2 separate regions of the Homo sapiens genome follow, and region 1 is linked to region 2. The links are chromatin contacts, found by Hi-C in ENCODE. All regions are on one chromosome and are shown on one strand. Each heading gives the region's core, a stretch centred on a gene start or an enhancer-like site at or near the end of the contact. The rest is flanking DNA. Distances are from core to core; before and after follow the strand shown. Region 1 overlaps UTY (ubiquitously transcribed tetratricopeptide repeat containing, Y-linked). Region 2 holds the start of TMSB4Y (thymosin beta 4 Y-linked).

Evidence for each region. A loop is a pair of places that touch in the nucleus more often than their neighbours do.
Region 1: a map with no recorded cell type shows a loop between it and region 2 (3-fold over the local background). The contact joins the enhancer-like site here to the promoter of TMSB4Y in region 2. A Hi-C loop is called at or near these places in 2 of 37 single-sample maps with no recorded cell type.

What each region holds. Positions count from the first base shown.
Region 1 is chrY:13,281,635-13,284,334 of GRCh38, reverse strand. The region is part of intron 27 of UTY (ubiquitously transcribed tetratricopeptide repeat containing, Y-linked); the gene reads left to right. Among named protein-coding and RNA genes, the nearest start is that of MIR12120, 200 kb to the left of the region's middle. Within about 2 kb of position 1,431, at least 4 of the 41 ENCODE cell types and tissues checked have a DNase peak (open chromatin) inside an H3K27ac peak, as active enhancers do.
Region 2 is chrY:13,702,551-13,705,250 of GRCh38, reverse strand. It overlaps TMSB4Y (thymosin beta 4 Y-linked), which reads right to left and starts at 1,352. Exons shown (of 2, transcript NM_004202.3): 1 at 816-1,352; 2 at 1-26. The coding sequence starts at 915.

The DNA of each region.
Region 1 (2,700 bases), core at 182-2,681, 420 kb after region 2:
TTCAAAACAATAATTTTTTTAACCTTTTAATGTAGGTAAAAATCTACATTCTTATGCCTCCTTTTAATCTTTTTACTAAAGGTATATTTTACTTTTTTTATACACCTTGCACATAAACTGTTTCTTCAGTAGTACTCAGGAGGCCTTATTACTTTTAAATTATACAACATTTTTTGCATAAAAATTTTTTTATAACTTTTTTGTCTTTCACAACTTTCACAGACAATTTTTCAACATGTCTCAACTTTCACTTATTACAAACTTTTTTTTTCTTTAAACAGCCAGTTAATTTATTTCGGGACAAGAATTTAGTATATAACACTCTTCTTACATAAATTCTGCCTCCACCCCTTTTTTTCAAAGCAAACTTTCTTTATGTCTTTGGACTAGACTGTCTAAGGCCACAAGATTAGAAGTTACCATGATACGTTATACTGTTAACTTTTAGCAAACTTCACTTTTACTGAAAACCTTGTAAGTTTGAGATTTTAATTATCTTTTGCTAGACCTTGTTTAGTCTAAATTAACTTAGAATTGATATAGATGGCCTCGTTTTCTCTCTGCTGGTTTTTCCTTGCCTCTGCCAGCCGCTTATGCTGCTGTTCTCTTAACTACTGTTAGGGGCCGGGGAAGTGGGTCTAAAACCAGCTGTAACTGTCTATGTACGGAAACTGGTCTGGGTGCCTTGGCTTACAGGTTACCTTGTGTCATACCTTTGAAACAAGGGACCTACCTGTCCAAGCTTCCTTCTGATGGCCAACCCACCTCTAATGCTGGCCAGTCTATTTCACACAAAGTTCTAAGTTTTCCTAGTGTCACAGTAACACCGTAATCTCCTTTAAATTCTTTCTTGAAAATTTTTTTAACATAGTTCCTAGTGGGGTGGTCTTATTTGTGCCTGGCCTATGCTTCTTCAAGACAAAACACTAAGCTGACACCACATGCACACCACAAAACAAAGAACAGGTAAAAAGGGCACACACACACTTTTGCAGTTTACACCAAACCAAAATCAAAACCAAAATCAGAGTATCTAGAAATCCAAGCCAGATCAGAACCAAAACCAAAGTATCATGCAATCTAACTCAAGTCAAAACCAGAACAAAAGTGCCAATGCAGGCACTCCATGGGTGATCAGGCCATGCTTCCACTCCGATGGAATGGGGCAGGTTCCAAAGACTGGTCTTACCAAGTCAAGCCAAGTCAAAACCGGAACAAAAGTGCTAATACAGGCACACCATGGGTGATGAGGCCACGCTTCCACTCAGGTGGAGTGTGGCAAGTTCCAAAGACTAGTCTTACCAAGTTTCAGATGTCCAGACTCCAAGTGCCAGTTCCTTCCTGGTGTTCAGCCACTGTGCTGATCCTCTGCAGGGGCCTGCTACGCGCTGCTTTGGCTAGGCGTTCCACCCAGGCAATTTCTTTCCCGGGAGCGCTCTTTGGATTGCGTCACTCAGGCTGGCCGGAGTCCCCTGCAGGGATGCTCCGCAGGGCAGGCCTAAGGGGCTGCCTCGGCCGTCTGTCAGTTATCATGTTTCCCGGTCAGGGAACCAAGAAATGTAGCAGGATGAGCCGCTGATAAAGCCTCTCAGATACCGAGTTGTAGAAGGAAGGGCTTTATTCAGCTGGGAGTATCAGCAAGCTACTGCCTTAAAATCTGAGCTCCCCCAGTGAGCAATTCCTGTCCCTTTTAAGGGCTCACAACTCTAAGCATTTCACTTGAAAGGGTCATGATAGATTTGAGCAAGCAAGGGGTACATGACAGGGGCTGCATGCACCGGTGGTCAGAGAGAAACAGAACAAGGCAGGGAGTTTCACAGTGTTCTTCTATACAATGTCTGGAATCTATGAATAACATCAGTTTCTAAGTTATGAGTTGATTTTTAACTACTGGGTTTACGCCAGGCAGGCCCAGGCCTGGTTTCAGGCCTGGTGCCAGGCTGCCTGTCTTTGATTTTACTTCCTTGTTTTTTTTTGTTTTTTAAATAAGTACTGAGTATAAAACAATATGAGAGGGTCTCTCTCTCTTCCCTCATTATGTTGTGTTTTTATTGTTACTTGTTTGAAGCAGTTTTTAAATTTTATTCTTAATCTCTTTATTGGCCTTCTGTCCATTCTAGAATGTTTGAAACTATAAAAACAATTGGAAAATTATAATTGTTTTTCCAGTTGAAAAATTTTCCCCAACAAATTTTCCAGTTGCTTTTATACTTTCAAAAGTTCTGCTTGTTACTGATGTCTAGTTTTATTCCATTATGGTCAGAGAAGATATTTCATATTGTTTCATTTTGTTTTTAATGTTTTAAGACTTGTTTTTTGGCCTATCATGTGGTCTGGCCTTGAGAATGATGCATATGCTGAGGAGAAGAATGTGTATTCCGCAGCCATTAGATGAAATGTTCTGTAAATATATGTCAGGTCCATTTGGTCTATAATGCATACTAAGTCCAATGCTGCTTGGTTCATTTTCTGTCTGAATGATCTGACTTGCCCTACGCTGAAAGCAGGGTGTTGAAGTCTCTAGCCATTGTTGTACTGGGATCTATATCTTCCTTTAGTTCTCATAATATTTGCATATATATACATATATGTATATCTGTGTGCTACAGTGTTGGGTGCATATATGTTTGCAATTGTTAAACCCTCTTATTGAATTGACCCCTTTATCATTATATAATGACTTTCTTTGTTCTTAATAGG
Region 2 (2,700 bases), core at 103-2,602:
GCCTGCTTGCCTCTCCTGTTCGATAGCTGCGACCAGAAAAAAACAGAAAAGGAAAAAGATGGAGTGGGATGATTAAGGGGTTTCAGTACAGCCTAATATGGATGGGATGATTAAGGGGTTTCAGTACAGCCTAATATGGAATTAAGGGGCTTTCATTTGCAACATCTTGTCATATCCTAAACGTTCTGCAAGTGTACCTAGCTAGGCATGTCATAATCAAATAAAAAATGTATATTGAGTATATTAAATAGCCGTACATTTTCAGTGATAAATGTGTTTGTATATTATTATAGCGCATTAAATATTGCATTATTAAATTAATGAACCCTGTGTTCATGCAACCTTCCCCCTTAAGGATCGCCCTATTGTTTTGTTTGTTTTTGTTTTGGTTGAGATGAAGTCTCCCTCTGTCACCCATACTAGAGTGCAGTGGCAGGATCTGGGCTCACTGCAACTTCCCCTCCCAGGTTCAAGCAATGCTTCTGCCTCAGCCTCCCAAGTAACTGGGATTACAGGCGCCCTCCAGCAAACCAAGTTAATTTTGTATTTTTTGTAGAGACGAGGTTTCCTCAGGCTGGTTTCGAACTCCTGACCTCAGGTGATCCCCGCCTTGGTCTTCCGAAGTGTTGGGATTACTGCACTAAAAGTTATCTGATTTTTAATTAACCTTTGCAAGCCACATTCACCAACTATCTGCTCCTTGAGCGCCCTCCCCTGCCTCCCGAATTCTTCCCGTGGCAGCTCCCAGTCTCCCGCCCTCCCACCGCCCGCTCGCATTCCAGCCTTTCTAAAGATGGGGGAGGATCGGAGCTTACTTTCTTTGGAAGACAATGGATTCTTCTCTTGCGTTTCTGTCTTCTTCAGTTTCGACTTATCGAATTTCTCGATCTCAGCCATACCAGGTTTGTCAGACATGGCTGCGGAGGAAGCCGTAGGGAGCAATCCAAAGTGAGCGTGAGAAACAGCCACCTGTCCGGGTCTCTGTACTGGGAACTGTGCTTCTGCCCTCCGACCCGCAACCTGAGAAAGCCCTTCTCGCCCTCCGTCCCCTGCTGTTTCGCGCTCATGAGCTTCCTCTTTCCACAGAAAAAGAGGCGACACCTTTCCTCAAATATTTGAAAACGCAGGGGACCAAAGAGGACAGATCCCTCTCAAAGTGGAATGTTCCGGAATAAAGGAATTTGACCCCTGTGAACTGTTAATTACAGCGTTTAAAATTAAAGGCTGGCTTGGAAGAGAATAGGAAAGCCACTTCCGCGTTCAAGTGGTTAAAATCGGGCAAGAATTCCTAAAATGGAGCCCAGGTCGCAAAAGCACTTCCATTTTGTAGCCACGGCCTCTCTGCAAACAACGCAGGCCTGGTCCTGCGCCCGCTTTCTAGTCTTCTCACGTAGGCGGAGGCTGCAGCTGGAGCTTGCGACAACCGCCCTACCAGCTTCCTCGCCCGCGCCACACTGCAGCCCAGCACACAAAGCGCGGCCCGGAAGCTAGTCCTGCCGGCGCTCTCGGCATTTCGGCATCCCTAGCACACATGCCTCTGCAAGAAGGGCTGTGAAAATGTCACAGCGCAGCGCCGCCGCTGCCAGGCTGCACAGATGCAGCCCGCAGAGCCGTCTGAGGCTGGGAGACGGCTCGGGGCTCGGGAGATGAGTGAGCCTCAGAACAAAGGATCTGTCTGTTCCCACATCTCAGCCTCCAAGACAACGCACAATACCTTTGAGAGCAAACACTAAGAAATTTTTTTTTTTTTTTTTTTTTTTTTTTTTTTTTTTTTTTTTTTTTTTTTTTTTTTTTGAGACGGAGACTCGCTCTGTCGCCCAGGCTGGAGTGCAGTGGCGGGATTTCGGCTCACTGCAAGCTCCGCCTCCCGGGTTCACGCCATTCTCCTGCCTCAGCCTCCCAAGTAGCTGGGACTACAGGCGCCCGCCACTACGCCCGGCTAATTTTTTGTATTTTTAGTAGAGACGGGGTTTCACCGTTTTAGCCGGGATGGTCTTCATCTCCTGACCTCGTGATCCGCCCGCCTCGGCACACTAAGAAATTTTAACACGAACCCTCCGAGCGGCAGTACATAAACGCCGGTTTATTTGCTTTGTTCTTAAATCATCGATTTCCCCACCGCATTACCCAGCATCTAGGGTGTTTCGCATCCCCACCTCCCCAAGGCAGCTTTCCCGGGGATAATCACTCGGCTTGGCTTTAGGGGATGTCTTCACAGGGACGCGAATAATGAAGGGGCAAGCGCGGCATGAAGGGGAGGGTAGAAGGAGTAAGGATGCAGGGGCCCTGGGGCTTACCTAAGCCAGGCGCGTAAGGGAGTGAAATCTAGTCTACACAGTGTCCACCGCGGAGTTGCCAGGACGGGATGGGCAGGCGCTACTTTATAGCCCTCCTATGTAAATGAGTTGATGTCACCCACAGGCCCGCTTAAGTCTTTCGCTCCACGTCTCGGAAGGGCGTCTGAAAGCTGCCGGGCGGTTGGGGAGCCCCAACGCCACCCTAGGTGCACCATTGCCCCCTAACCACAACGATGGCGAAAGATAAAATGAGCAAAGCACCTTCCAACACTTCCTTCAAAACGCATTTTCCCCTTTTACAACAGGAGCGTAAAAATTGCTCTTGCGGACTGGTGCATATTATTTAAGGGTCGGAGTAATACCTAGGGTAACAGGCATTGTTTTACTGAGAAACTGGCTTTAC